2 separate regions of the Homo sapiens genome follow, and region 2 is linked to region 1. The links are chromatin loops, found by intact Hi-C in ENCODE. Cell type or tissue: left ventricle myocardium inferior. All regions are shown on one strand. Region 1 overlaps RNF144A (ring finger protein 144A). Region 2 has its middle 12 kb from the start of RNF144A.

Evidence for each region. Hi-C counts contacts between places; a loop is a spot of excess contacts. Peaks named below come from ENCODE experiments on the same cell type or tissue, not always from the same donor. Only the 100,000 strongest peaks of a DNase experiment are listed, where the experiment ranks them.
Region 2: it touches region 1 in a loop (1.9-fold over the local background); 17 of 110 quality-filtered maps call a loop at or near these places.

The regions. Positions count from the first base shown.
Region 1 is chr2:6,954,642-6,962,641 of GRCh38, reverse strand. The region is part of intron 2 of RNF144A (ring finger protein 144A); the gene reads right to left. Among named protein-coding and RNA genes, the nearest start is that of GRASLND, 40 kb to the right of the region's middle. RefSeq lists a silencer at 1,590-1,884. In left ventricle myocardium inferior, no CTCF peak of the experiment used is centred here; DNase peaks (open chromatin) are centred at 3,583 and 4,495; H3K27ac peaks cover 5,753 bases.
Region 2 is chr2:6,901,692-6,909,691 of GRCh38, reverse strand. No RefSeq gene overlaps it. Among named protein-coding and RNA genes, the nearest start is that of RNF144A, 12 kb to the left of the region's middle. In left ventricle myocardium inferior, no CTCF peak of the experiment used is centred here; no DNase peak of the experiment used is centred here.

The DNA.
Region 1 (8,000 bases):
TTTCGGTGAATTTATCCATAATCTGATGAGATATTGGCTTCACAGATGAGGAAACCAGTGTTCAGTCAGAAGGCTAAATAGCACAAAGTTTTGATATGGGAGGTAGAAAGAAATTATGAGATCAAAAAGAGTCCTCGGCAGAGCTTCCCTTCTAACAAAAAGCAACCTCCCAAAATCATTTCTCTTGTAACAAAGAACAGCCTGAGAAATGGAGCTGCAAACATAAATAAGGAAGCCAGAAACTTCTATGGGGGATGCCAGCAGCTGCACCATAGAAAAGGGTGACCTGGGGGCCGGGCATGTCCAACATGGAGGCTCCATCTTCCCTTTTCTGTTACCACGTGTACAGTAATAAATAAAAGGGCAACATGGTGGAGCTCAGGCAGAGAACCCGCCTGCATAATAAATCATTAGGGTGGGGGCTACCAGAGATTTGTGCCCTATGCAAATGGCACACCTGGCATAACCAGTCTTTAGCTCCCTATGTAGACCAGGTATCATTCCCCACCAGCTTATCTATAAAACCCCCTGCATTTCACCGTGGATCCCACAACGCATTTTTCCAGGACCGCTCTCTGTAGCGGAGAGCTATTCTCTTTCTTTCACCTATTAAACTTCCACTGTCAACCTCACTCTTCGTATGTCCGTGTCCTTGTTCTCCCTGGCCATGAAACAACAAACCTCAGATATTACCCCAGACAACGAGGCTGTTTCAATTTCACATGTATTTAGTAAATGAGAGAGAGATTTTCAAATGCCAATCAAACACTGTAGCTAATACTACTTCCACAATACCACACACTGCCTAGGAATTCCAAGAAAACACAGCATTTCCAGGTGGCCAAGTCAGGAATACTTCATGGAAGAAGGGGTATTCATGCTGGGCTTTAAGGTTGGAGTGATGTTGTTATGAGTGAAAGAAATTCTAGGCAGAAGGACAAAAGAGGGATGGGTATTCAAAGTCATGTGCCAGACATGAAGGCATGGCCTCAAGGATGTCATCCACAGCAAGATCCTTGCATCGGAGCTTTCCTCTCTTAGTGTTCTCTTGCTCTTGAAATAAAATATAAATTATGTCCTTAGGATGCATGCATGTCTCATCTCTCCAAATACATTACTATCTCCTAAGGCTGGATCTGTATCAAATACTCTGGATCGCAGGGACTCCACTCACAGTGCCCTGGACACAGAAGGCACTCAGTGCAGGTCTGTAAAAGAGTAGTTCACATTCTAAGAGGGAAAAAAAAAATGTACCTTTATAGGAATTCAATCTGGAAAATAAAACGCCTCCACCCCTCAGAAAATAATTTTTTTTCCTGGTCATATTGTCGTAGCACATAATCATTATCATCATAAAGATTTATTATCATAAAGATAATCGCAACATGTTAAATGCCTATGAAGCAATAGACCTTTCTGTGATGCAGTAAGAAGTAACCAGAAACCCATGGACTGATTTAACATCAGACTTAAAAAAAGAAAAGCATGCATTATTCCTTTTCTAATTGCTAAATTATTATGTTTTAAAGAGAAATTACACTAAAAGCCATACAGAAAAAAAAAACCATGTAAGTACAAGAAAGACATCCAGAGGACCACGTTGCATTTCAAATAGCAAAGCAGATTTTTCTGAAAGCTTTCTTCACTACCAAACACACACACGTACACACACACGCACACACAATTGAAATTGGCATTATGCTGACCAATGACTTCATACAATCACTTCACTGCCAATTTCAAAAGTAAGCGCATGCCAGCACTTTCTTCAGCTCTTCCTTCATGCTGAAGGAAGTAAACAAACCACTTATGAGTGTGAATCCAGCAGAGAGCCTGAAACTGCCACAGACCTGCCTGTCTGCGGTGAAGGAGAAAAGAACTCTCATACCTCCACACCGGGGAACCCATGTATTTGCCAGGAACATTTCAGGTGTGGAAGCGCCTTGAGATTTACCTGGCATGACTTCCTCCCCTCACGGTGAGATGAAATACATGCCTGATCTACGCAGAGAGCAGGTCAGTGCTCTTCCACCTGAGTATCCTTCTCTCTACACACCAATACTTCCGAGTCGTGATTAATTTCTCCTTCAATTCAAGATGGTGTTATACTTCCCCGGTTGTGTGTTGTGACCATCACTTTCCAGAACACAACCTTGGCCACTCTCATTGCCTTTTTAAAAGAGTATCATCCAGGGGCCCAGGTGGACTCACCCCGACTCAAGTTCTCTAACAAAAGCCAAAGTCCCTTCATGGTATGCCTTTCAAATGTCAGAAGCCACCTTCAGCTGGGCTCATTTTTTAAAAAATAGGTGAGTAAGGCAGATTCTAAGAGTTGATCTGGGAACCTCAAAGGTTTTCACTCTGTTGCGAAGATTCCATGCCAAAGGCACAAGGGCCTATGATATACATCGTCCCTAGTCTACTCCGAGGGAAAATAAGGAAAAAGAAGAGGATTTTAGGGCTTCACTGAACAACACAGTTTACTTTTCCTCCACCCATGTTTCCCTTTAGTTTTCCAGTGGTCTCCATTGCCATGAAATATCCTCCTGGATACTAGGGGCAAGACATTCATTTATAACTCTTGGAATCACAGAATGTGAGTGCTGGAGGGTCTCCGGAATACAGGCCACAGAGAGGAAGTAACATGGAGCAGCACTGTATGATCTCCATATGAGGGCAGGGACAGGTAGCCCCTTGACTGAGATCAAAGTGCCTATTTGGTAGTAGACAAGTCCCGGGGAATCCAGGGGAATTGGGAACTTCACTTGCTGCTCCAGTGCTATGGTTTCAATGTTGGTTCCCTCTGGAACTCATGCTGAAACTTAATCCTCAATGAAACAGTATGGGGGGGGTGGTGATCTTTAAGAAATGACTGGGTCATAAGGCGTCTGCCCTCATGACCGGATTAATCCATTCACCGGTTATGGATGAACAGATTAATGGGTTATCATAGGAGTAGAACAGCTACCCTGAGAGTGAGTCTGTTATAGAAGCCACTTTGGTTTTCTTTCGTGTGCCCCTCATCCTGTGATGCCTTCTGCTGTGCTATGATGCCGCGTGAGGCCCCTCACCAACAGCCCACCCCATGAGGTCACCTGATCCCGGACTTCCCAGCCTCCAGGACTGTGAGAAATAAACTTCTTTTCTTTATATCACCCAGTCTCAGATACTCTATTACAGCGACAGAAAATGAACTAAGACATCCAACAGCAGCTCTCCTATCTGGATGTGCACACGCAATTGTACATCATGATCCCTGTTTTCCTAGTAATCTATTAAATAATCACACCAATGAGCCATGCTCCACTTTCACTTCCATCCCGCCTTTCAATCCCTCTGCTTCCTTTTTAAAGTCTCTGACTCCTGGCCATACCCCAATGTCCCACTGAGAGAACAAGTTGTGAAAGTTACAAGGCTTCATGAGACCCTGAGATCAGAACTCCCTGGAGTTGCAGACAAGCCAGGGCGCTTCTGATGTATCAGATCACCAGCCTCACCCCCAGTGCTGTGACTTGGCCACAGGGATGCAGAGGCCCTGTCCTCTCACTGAGGGAGTTTATTTGGAATGAGTCAATGAGGTGCTTCGCCAGGAGCATCACGTGTTCTGTGCTCTGAGGGCAGTAAGAGAGTGATCAGGGGAGCAAGCCCCGGAGAGCAGTAACTGGACGCCCACGCTGCACCTGCAAGATGATCTAATGCACCATTTAGGGAGTCACTGGGTAAAAGAGAAGCTTTTAGGGAGCCATTGGGTAAAAGAGAAGCTTTGGAATAGTGTCCAAGCTCCTTTCAGCAGGGCCCACTCCCAACCTTGATCTCTGCACAGCCTACCCCACTGCCACCTTGCAGGTGAGACACCAGGCCCATGTCCTCCTCTGCCTCCTCCTGCGGGATGCACAGAAGCAACTGTCTGATTGGGAAGGCAGCCAGCCTGGGACCCTCTGGGAAATAGATTACGGTCACGTGGACAGTCCCCCAGAATCATGAACACTGAACCTTCTTCAGCTTTGTACCTCAACGTCCCACACACTCCCACCGTGACATAGGAGAGAGGCTACTGAGTTAGCTCAAGGTGCTAGTCACAGCCCAACATTTGTAACTCCCAGAAGGAGCCAGCGCTCCACCAAGAACGAAAAAGTGGGCCACATGGGTTATTGCTCAAGGTCTATGCTGAGAGCACCATGAATCACTAAGACATCTGGCCCGAGAACTTTAATCAGCTGCTCTACCTAAAATGCAATATTCTGTTTTCCTCCCAAACTGGGTGGTCACCTGGGTGTCGGGGAGGAAAGCAAGGAAGGCTTGCCCTTGTCCGTGTGTCTGTTCTGTCTCTGGCACGGCAGGCTGCTGAGTTACTGGACTGTGTCCTTCAATCACTCCACTTTGCTTTCTGTCCCTTCACCAGCCCAGAGCAGAGCCCCGCAGAAGGGACTGCTGAGGCCAGGCAGAGTGGTGATCAAGTTCCACCTTCCAGGAAGAGACAGCACGCCCGGTGCCCCATGGTGGCTGCGCATGACAGCCTGGCTGCAGACTACTGTGTGCTTCCATCTGTCACCTTCCAATGCAATGTGACAGCAGCCCTCCGGCGATCCATCTGCTTCCCTGGAGCTCCATCCCGACTCCCCCACCCCATTCTGTCGTTGCCTAACTGGGCAAATCCAAGATTAGGCAGTCTCAGCTGCAGCCCCCAGAAGGAAAGCTAAGAGCCTCACACCAAGCTGCTAAAAAACAGACATGTTGAGATTGAGTGGTGAGAGGCGGGGAGCTAGTGATGGCCCACAGTCCCTGCAAGGCAATATAGAGTGCTAAGATTGGAAAAGGGGTAGGAGGAAACAAGGACATTTTCTTTTACTTAAAATAAAAGCATTTGCAAAGAGGTAGCTCTCAGAATATGCCTTTCAGTGTCCTCTAGGATCTCAGCAGAGGCCTAGAACCAGAGGGCTCATAAAGTCCAAGTATTTAGAGAGATTACAGTGTCATTCAATCCCAAAAGCACTTGTTGAGGGTCAGCTCTATGCAAAAGTGTGCAGAGTTGCTTGGAGGAAATAGAGATAAACCATGCGGGGTACCCATTCCCTGCCAATCCCACAGCAGCCTCTATGCAGTGAGCTCTCTGAGCCTGATGTGGTCAACGCCAAGGTGGGCATCAGGTAGACCAGTTTCCCTCTTAGTACGCACAACATCCAGCACTTACCCACACATAATCACATTCTTCCAGTCACACTTTGCACACACTTTTGCACAAATATAACACAAAAGGGAATTGTTTTAAAATACAGTTCCTTCATTCAGCTAATATTTACCAAGTGCCTTCTGACCTCTGAGCACTCTCAACACCGGAGCAGATGCCAGGCCCTCTACGCTGAGCTCAGAGCCCACATGTAGCGGGTAAAGCCCTACATGCAGGACAGACAGATACAGGATTCAACAGAGGCAAGCACGTGGGACAGAGAAGGGGTTTCTCAACGAGAAGGGCTCTCACGAAGAGCTTCCTGCAGACACTGGGCCAAGGGGAGGGAACAGCCAGTGAGAAACCATGCCACCAAAGGGCTGTCCAGGGCCACCAATTATTCCTCACATTCCAGTTGGAGTGTGCTGGGGGCCTAAGAGTAAATGAGGCTGCAGCCAGGCCAGGAGCTTCCTCACACGTTCAGGAAGAGTCCAGACTTTGCTCCTGATGCCCTGAGAACTACTGATGGAGTTTTCAACAGAGAGCATTTTAATATGCTTGTCATTTTCACATGATTTTCTACAGTCTGAGACAAGGAAAGCAGTCAGAACTTTGCTGCAGATAAGTAATAATTTGCAAGTGCCCTGCATATTTTTTGTAGCATATGTATTTGCTGAAAGCTTATCAGATAATGTATGAGGGAGTGGACTATAAACCACCAAGCCTCCCAGAAGCATGCAGAGTTGTTCTCACATTGAAGCTGAGCAGCGTCCCCGGATGCCACTAGATTAGAACAGGGTATCCCAACATCAGACCTGAGATTAACAGTAAGCCAAGCAAACAAAAATCTCGGTCTAAGATCCAAGAGACCCAGATTCAAGACCCAACTGCAAATTAAATTCATGAGACCTTGGACCATTCCATGGTGCCATAAAGCCTCAGTATCATCATCTGTGATTTGGGTTGGTGAGAACTGCCCTGCTACTCAAAGGGCTGTCATGGGGATCTATGCAACAACCTACAGAAATGACATCCAAAAAGATGTGTGGTGTACAGATGAGATTAGGGAGCTGAAAGCTGCTTCTTCTGGAGGCACCTCTGACTCTCTTGTTGGGCTACTTCACAACCATTTCAGGTACACGCCATGGGTACAGACGAAGGTGACTAGCCTCAGGAAGTTTACAGGAAAGTAAGTGGCTATAACTGTGCACCTTATCCCCCACCCCCCGAAAAAAAAACAGAAACAAGAAAAGAATTTGCTAGTCGGCAGCCAGGACTCCTGGGTGTCTGACACAATCCTCTATGAATCAGACAACTCCCTTAACATGTAATCTGGGCTATTTTAGAACCCCCAATAAGCTTTAAATGGGTTAGGAGGGATCACCTTATTTTTAAAGGTCCCAGAGGGCTTGAAGCCATGTTATAATATTTTTATAGCCTCTTTCAGAGTCAGGAGCTGTACGGATTTTGTACTCACTCTGAATTTAACTAGTACTTAAGTGTGCTGATTATAGCTGCAAACACACTTCTTGTTCCAGTGTGTGGTTGGAGAGGTGGACAGGGAAGAAGCTTTGGAAATTTACAGCACAGAAATAGCATGTGGTCTGTCTGCTTGAAAAGAATCAATCCCTCTGTGACAACATCTAGAAGACCAGTAAAGGGCCTGTAGCAAACAAAAGACAGCCATTAAAATGGGGCTTCTTGTCACCAAATCCCTGTTTTGGGACACTGGACAGGCTTTTCCAGTCCAGGAGACACCAACAAAGCCAGGAGCAGGCACGGTGCTAGGATGCAACAGACAGGGCAAGTCTGGCTGGAAAATTGGGGGTCATCCAAGGAAAACATCTAGACACAGTGATGATTGTAAAGGAAATAATTAAGAAAGAAAATGCACCAGACACTTCCTAATTGGCTTTGCTTGAAGGAGCAACTCTATTTAGTTGTGGAAATGAGCTGTGGATGGCAGGAGGGCCTGGAATGGGCTGAGAAGAATTGACTCGGTCTAGGCACTGGCCAGCCCTGGAATCCCCACGGGTCTCTGATCCCTCCTCTGTAATATGAAGGCCTTAAATGTAAAGGATGTTCTTGTGGGTTTCACAGAGGGGAACCACAGAGGGGAAGCCTTAGTTGATGGGGGTCACAGGGGCGCTAAACTTATTCCCATCTGAGCCTAAGCCGAATTTTATTATTTATTTTTCAGACATTAGGCTTCCATAAGACTTCCTCTGGAAAATGGATTACCACAAAACTACTCCCCAAATTTTGAAAATTCTGTACTGCATGATCCCTATGATTTCCTTTAAGTGTTCATATTTGCACACAACAGTGTTGCCTTAGAGTAAAACAATCAAAAGAAAAAACGTTTCTTATCTTATCCTAACAAGCCATGTCATTGTTCTACAGACACCCTAATAAACATGTTTCATGATGAAATCCTGATTTGTCTCCAAATTTCAAGTCACACAGAAAAAAATAGGTCAAAGAGGTGTCTATTTTAAAAATAACACTATCTTTTTAAAAACGGTAGTGTGTGGGTCACCTTATAAATGTTAATATATGTTTACTACAGAAAATAAGGTTTAAAACATTATAGAATGAAAATAATCTAGAATATCAACTTGACGACAGCTAAGTTTACCAGTGCTGTGTTCTTTCCACATTTGCAAAGTGTGTCACATGGCCCTGGACTTACACGCACGTAAGATCTCAGTCCTTTGTCTAGTTCACATGAATCATAAAATACTTTTTCTACACTGAAAATCTCTTGTGCCTACTTAATTGAAAATCTACATAAGTGTCATGAAAAACCTATCAGTGGAGAGTTCCCATCTTC
Region 2 (8,000 bases), 53 kb after region 1:
AGACTCCCTCAGCTCCAGTTTCCTTAGCAATGAAATGAAGGATGATTACACTTCTCTTCTATGGTTTCTCTGAGCATTTAAAATAAAAATTATGCAAAGCACTTAACACCATACTTGGCATGCCCACTTCAGGGCTCAAAACTTTTTAGCTGCTAAAATATGCGCTCTACCCTTAAGGACCATATAGTTTAAGTTAAGAGAAGAATTGTGTGTCCAGTGGTAGGAGGCAATGGCGCATTCCCCCAAGACCGAGAGTATTGTGATTCCATCAGTTGTAGAGCCACCCCCAGGGAGAATGTAAATCTTGGTCAATATTGTGAAATGGGACTATGAAGTCCAATGCCTTAACCCCTATTGAAATTGTATCTCCATCATTAGCCTTAGACAATCTGAATGTTATTTGTTATGGGATCATTTTGGTTAGGACGGGCTAATCTGTGTTACAGTAACAAGTAATCTCAAAATGTGAACTGTCCCATATATGCAGTTTGCTGTGACCGTATTTGTCTCTCCAATACTATCCTCCCAATAAGCACACAAGATCAAGGTTGCCTGTTTTTAGACTCAGCCATCTCAACATGAGGCCTCCTCTGTAATCACTGTGGACCCAAAAGCAAATGTTGTACAGCCTTGTACTAGCAGTTAAATGCACTCATAATTGGCCGGAATTAGTAGCTTTGCTTAACTGAAAGAGGGTGAGAAAGTATAATTTTCTCATGTTCACAGAAGGGGGTATGAATAACTATTCAAAGTCTTTACAACAGGGAGTAAAAATATTTCCTTCAAGGAACAGTGATTAAGGTTACCAGTTTTCAGTGAATAGCTAATGCCTGATATACCACTGAATAAATTAGGGATAGTCATGGTGGCACTGTGACTTGAATTTGAAAACAGGCATCTGATAAGACAAGTCAGATCTTCAGGGGTATTTCATTTGGGGAGTGTCATGTTTTATAAAACTTGAACACCTCTAAGAGGAGTATGTTCTCTAGCTCACCCTGGCTCCCACCACCCTGTGCTGTCTTATATCAAGTTGCTTCACACATGTCTGTATTTCTGATTTTTGAGGCCACTTGAAGGCCGACATTGGACCCCTCACAAAACAGAGCAGAGCATTTTTTTGTTTTGTTTTTTGTTTCCATAGGTTATTGGGGAACATGTGGTGTTTGGCTACATGAGTAAATTCTGTAGTGGTGATTTGTGAAACTTTGGCACCCATCACCCGAGCAGTATACACTGCACCCAATTTGTAGTCTTTTATCCCTCACCCACATCCCACCCTTTCCTACTGAGTCCCCAAGGCCCACTGTGTCATTCTTATGCCTTTGCATCCTGATAGCTTAGCTCCCACTTAAGTATGATAACATACAACCTTTGGTTTTCCATTCCTGAGTTACTTCACTTAGAATAATAGTCTCCAATCTCATTCAAGTTGCTGCAAATGCCGTTAATTCATTCTTTTTTTATGGATGAGTAGTCAGAACATTTTTAGAAGTTTATGTTCTACCGGATTTTTCAGACCTGAGCTCTGGCGAAGCGCTCATCTCAATATTCCCATTAAGATGTAGAATGAAAGACCACCAGAGTCCTCCATGTTTTGTGTGTGTGTGTGTGTGTTAAAACTTTGTTGCTACTTCTACCATCCTTCAACACTTATTTTACCTATTCGTTTACAAGACTGCCTTCTCCACTAAACTTTGAGCACCTTAGCGACAAAACAATCTTATGCTCATTTTTGTGTTTTTAGCACTTGCTATAAAAGCTGATACATCATAGGTGCATACTAAATGAGTAAGTTAACTAACGGGCAGCCGTCTTAAGCCTCCTGTTCTCTAAGGTGTTCTTCCCCAAAACCCAAATGTCCTCTCTTTTTGCTCATGACAATTATCAGGACTTCAAACTGTGCCATGAGTTTTTATCTATTTTGTCCTGCATTACCTCAGATTATGAAGGATGGCTTTCACATGATGTGAACTCATTGGTAACTGTTAGTAGTTACCAGAGGCCACCAAGAGCTGTTTGTATAATTAACTCAAGTCCTTACACTAATCTGCATTGATCCCTCATTTTGCTGATGAGGAAACTGGGCCTTTGTGAACCTAAGTATCGCACCCTTAATCAAACACGGTACTGCAGCTCAAGCCAGGCTGTCCCACGGCAGGTGCCTTTTCTATCACTGCTTTGCCTCTCTTACTCAGTTGTTTAACTCTCTCGTGTGTCTAACTCTTGTCCTAACATTTGTAAATTTCTCAAAGATGAAAAGCCTGACTCTTCTTCTTGGATATTCCCCATAGCGTCTGGCACAGGTCTCACCACACAGTAGATATGCACCAAGCTGTTCCTGAATTAAATCTTTCAACTACAAGGATCTTGCCAGGCATCACCAGGTTGTGGTAGGCAAATAGGTAGGAAATAGCTTAAGTTTGCTCTCTGTTCCCTGCTTTTCCCTCTCCTGGCCAATACCTGAGAGAAAGGTGGGGCTGACACATCCCAACGACAACTTGAAGAACAAGATTAATGTTTGCTAATTCCCCAGACTCCCTCAGTTTTACAGAAAATCAGTGGAGAAACTGCAAGTTTAATCACAACGAAGACATTTCAGGCTCTGTCACAGCGGATGGAGGCAATATTTAAAGGACTGGAAACGTCCATGGGGCCCCAAGTCATAATACTCACAGCACTGCCTACTTCAATAGAAGTGGCTTTATTAACTGCCATCAGACAAAGTCAAGTCAAATCTATTAAATGGCATCAAAGTCAGGTCAAATCTATTAGGTATATTGCATCTTACCATTTAAATGATGGATCATGCTATGGACTGAATGGTCTCCTTCCAAAACTCACATGTCAAAGCTCTGATCCCCTGTGTGACTATATCTGGACACAGGGTCTTTAGCAGGTAGTTAAGTTCAAATGAAGTCCTTATGCAAAATGATGGTGGCCTTTTAAGAGGAGAGAGATCCCTGTCTCCTCCATGTGAGAACACAGGGACAAGGCAGCCATCTGCAAGCCAGGGAAAGAAGCCTGACCAGGAACTTAACCAGTTGGCACCTTGATCTTGGACTTCCAGCCTCCAGAGAAATATATGTGTATTGTTTCTGCCACATGGTATACGGTATGTTTTTATGGCAGCCTGAGCTGACTAATTCAGGTCAGTTTGACTCAACCAGCATTCAAATGCCTGCTGTCTACTAGGCTTCCAGGAAAAAGTGATATCTGAGTTATGATTTAATGAAAAATGAGGTATTCTTCACAAAAGTAGATACCACCAACTACACATATACACAGGTTTTCTGGTTATCCCCACAAATAGATGTCAGAAAACATAAAAGATAAAGCTGAATATAACCCAGGAAGAGAACTGACAAAGGTCAGTCTATTCAGATGTGTTGCTGAGAGGGGTTTAGGAACAAGTTGAGGTGGCCCTGAATGAAAAAAGTAAACAATGTTTGGGCAGTTTTCCAGATTCCCCAAGAATGAACTTTCACAGAGCTTTGTGTGTGTGTGTGTGTGTGTGTGTGTGTGTGTGTGTGTGTGTGTGTGTGTGTGTAGAGAGAGAATATTACTAAAATTAATAGGATACCACTTACATCCATAAACAAATATGTAAACAACTCAAAAACAAATCCAGTGGGTTTTTTTTCAAATGAGCTCTGACTTTTTAATGCCATTGAATGTTTTCTCATCTATTAGTGTGAATTGTTAAGAACTGGCTGTTCTCATTAAAGTACAAAATGCTAATTAACTTTAAAAAGCTTCAGAAGATATAATGTGAAAAATAAAAGTATTGAGTAAGAATGCAATTCTATTAAGCAATATATATGACTGGACAGATGTGAGCTAAATTACCAGTTACCTCTATGTGATACAATTATGGGTAATTTTAATTTTCTTCATTTTGTTTTACTCTGTTTTCAAATATCCTACAAATGTGTATTTTTAATAATAATAAAAATAAATATTGTTGCAATCTTTCTGATCTTTTAAGTCCATTTTAGTAGCATCTGACGTGGACTTGCTATAGTTCTCCTAAGCATATATGGGGGTGTTTTGTGTGATTAAACTTGACCTGGAGGGCTGACAAGATGGCCAAATAGGAACAGCTCTGGTCTGCAGCTCCCAACAAGACCAACAAAGAAGGCGGGTGATTTCTGCATTTCCAACTGAGGTACCTGGCTCATCTCATTGGGACTAGTTGGACAGCAGGTGCAGCCCATGGAGGGTGAGCCAAAGCAGGGTGGGGCATCGCCTCACCCAGGAAGCACAAGGGGTCAGGGAACACCTTCCCCTAGCCAAAGGAAGCCATGAGGGATGGTGCTGTGAGGAACAGTGCTATCCAGCCCAGTTACTATGCTTTTCCCGTGGTCTTCACAACCCACAGACCAGGAGATTCCCTCAGGTGCCTTCTCCACCAGGGACCTAGGTTTCAAGCACAAAATTGGGTGGCCATTTGGGCAGACACCGAGCTAGCTGCAGGAGTTTTTTTTCGCACCCCAGTGGCCCCTGGAATACCAGTGAGACAGAACCGTTCATTCCCCTGGAAAGGGGGTTGAAGCCAGGGAGCCAAGTGCTCTTGCTCAGCGGATCCCACCCCCCCAGAGCCCAGCAAGCTAAGATCCACTGGTTTGAAATTCTTGCTGCCAGCACAGCAGTCTGAAGTCAACCTGGGACACTTGAGCTTGGTGGCGGGGAGGGGCGTCTGCCATTACTGAGGCTTGAGTAGGTGGTTTTCTCCTCACAGTTCAAACAAAGCTGCTGGGAAGTTCAAACTGGGTAGAGCCCACCACAGCACAGCAAAGTGGCTCTAGCCAGACTGATTCTCTAGATTCCTCCTCTCTGGGCAGGGCATTTCTGAAAGAAAGGCAGCAGCCTGGCCAGGTGTGGTGGCTCACACCTGTAATTCCAGCACTTTGGGAGGCCAAGGTGGGTGGATCACAAGGTCAGATGTTCAAGACCAACCTGACCAACACGGTGAAACCCCGTCTCTATTAAAAATACAAAAATTAGATGGGCATGGTGGTGCACACCTGTAATCCCAGGTACTCAGGAGGCTGAGGGAGGAGAATCACTTGAACCCAGGAGGCAGAAGTTGCAGTGAGCTAAGATTGGGCGACTGCGCTCCAGCCTGGGCAACACAGCGAGACTCTGTCTCAAAAAAAAAACAAAAAAAAAAAAAAGAAAAAAGAAAGGCAGCAGCCCCAGCCCCAGTCAGGAGCTTACAGATAAAACTCCCATCTCCTTGGGACAGAGCACCTGGCGGGAGGAGCGGCTGTGGGCGCAGCTTCAGCAGACTTAAATGTTCCTGCCTGCTGGCTCTGAAGAGAGCAGCGGATCTCCCAGCACAGCACTCAAGCTCTGCTAAGGGACAGATTGCCTCCTCAATTGGGTCCCTGACCCCCGTGCCTCCTGACTGGGAGATACCTCCCAGCAGGGGTCAACAGACACCTCATACAGGAGAGTTCCAGCTGGCATCTGGCAGGCGACCCTCTGGAACAAAGCTTCCAGAGGAAGAAGCAGGCAGCAATATTTGCTGTTCTGCAGCCTCTGCTGGTGCTAATCAGGGAAACAAGGTCGGGAGTGGACCTCCGGCAAACTCCAGCAGACCTGCAGAAGAGGGGTCTGACTGTTAGATGGAAAACTAACAAATAGAAATCAGTAACATCAACATCCACAGAAAGGATGCCCATGCAAAAACCCCATCCAAAGGTCACCAACATCAAAGATGAAAGGTAGATAAATCCACAAAGATGAGGAAAAACCAGCACAAAAATGCTGAAAATTCCAAAAACCACAATGCCTCTTCTCCTCCAAAGGATCACAACTCCCCACCAGCAAGGAAACAAAACTGGATGCAGAATGAGTTTGACAGACTGACAGAGGTAGACTTCAGAAGGTGGGTAACAACAAACTCCTCCAAGCTAAAGGAGCATGTCCTAACCCAATGCAAGGAAGCTAAGAACCTTGATAAAAGGTTACAGGAACTGCTAACTAGAATAACCAGTTTAGAGAAGAACATAAATGACCTGATAGAGCTGAAAAACACAGCACAAGAACTTCATGAAGCATACACAAGTATCAATAGCCGAATCGATCAAGTGGAAGAAATGATATCAAAGATTGAAGATCAACTTAATGAAATAAAGCGTGAAGACAAGATTAGAGAAAAAAGAATGCAAAGGAACAAACAAAGCCTCCAAGAAATATGGGATTATGTGAAAAGACCAAATCTACGTTTAATTGGTGTACCTGAAAGAGACGAGGATAATGGAACCAAGTTGGAAAACACTTCAGGATATCATCCAGGAGAACTTCCCCAACCTAGCAAGACAGGCCAACATTCAAATTAGGAAATACAGAGAACACCACAAAGATACTCCTCAAGAACAATCCCAAGACACATAATTGTCAAATTTACCAAGGTTGAAATGAAGGAAAAATATTAAGGGCAGCCAGAGAGAAAGGCTAGGTTACCCACAAAGGGAAGCCCATCAGACTAACAGCAGATCTCTCTACAGAAACTGTGCAAGCCAGAAGAGAGTGAGGGCCAATATTGAACACTTAAAAAAAAAAGAATTTTCAACACAGAATTTCATATCCAGCCAAAGGAAGCTTCATTAACAAAGGAGAAATAAAATCCTTTACAGACAAATAAATGTTGAGGGATTCTGTCACTACCAGGCCTGGGTTACAAGAGCTCCTGAAGGAAGCCCTAAATATTGAAAGGAAAAACTGGTACCAGGCACTGCAAAAACATACCAAATTGTAAAGACCAACAACACTATGAAGAAACTGCATCAATTAACGGGCAAAATAACCAACTAGCATCATAATGACAGGATCAAATTTACACATAACAATATTAACCTTAAATGTAAATGGGCTAAATGACCCAATTAAAAGGCACAGACTGGCAGATTGCATGAAGAGTCAAGACCCATCGGTGTGCTGTATTCAGGAGACCCATCTCATGTGTAAAGACACACATAGGCTCAAAATAAAGGGATGGAGGAATATTTACCAATCAAATGGAAAGAAAAAAAAAAGCAGGGGTTGCAATCCTAGTCTCTGATAAAACAGAATTTAAACCAACAAAGATCAAAAAAGACAAAGAAGGGCATTACGTAATGGTAAAGGGACCGATGCAACAAGAGGAGCTAACTATCCTAAATATACATGCACCCAATACAGAAGCAACCTGATTCATAAAGCAAGTTTTTAGAGACCTACAAAGAGACTTAGACTCTCACACAATAATAGTGGGAGACTTTAACACCCTGCTGTCCACATTAGACAGATCAATGAGACAGAAAATTAACAAGGATATTCAGGACTTGAACTCAGCTCTGGACTGAGCAGACCTAATAGACATCTACAAAACTCTCCACCCCAAATCAACAGAATATACATTCTTCTCAGCACCACATCACACTTATTCTAATGACCACATAATTGGAAGCAAAACACTCCTTACCACATGCAAAACAACAGAAATCATAACAAACAATCTCTCAGACCACAGTGCAATCAAATTAGAACTCAGGATTAAGAAACTCACTCAAAACCGCACAACTACATGAAAACTGAACAACCTGCTCCTGAATTACTACTGGGTAAGTAACGAAATGAAGGTAGAAATAAATAAGTTCTTTGAAACCAGTGAAAACAGAGACACAACATACCAGAATCTCTGGGACACAGCTAAAGCAGTGTTTAGAGGGAAATTTATAGCACTAAATGCCCCCAGGAGAAAGTGAGAAGGATCTAAAATCGACACCCTAACATCACAATTAAAAAAACTGGAGAAGCAAGAGTAAATAAATTCAAAAGCTAGCAGAAGACAAGAAATAACTATGATCAGAGCAGAACTGAAGGAGATAAAAACATGAAAAGCACTTCAAAAAAATCAATGAATCCAGGAGCTAGTTTTTTTGAAAAGATCAACAAAATAGATAGACTGCTAGCCAGACTAACAAAGAAGAAAAGAGAGAAGAATCAAATAG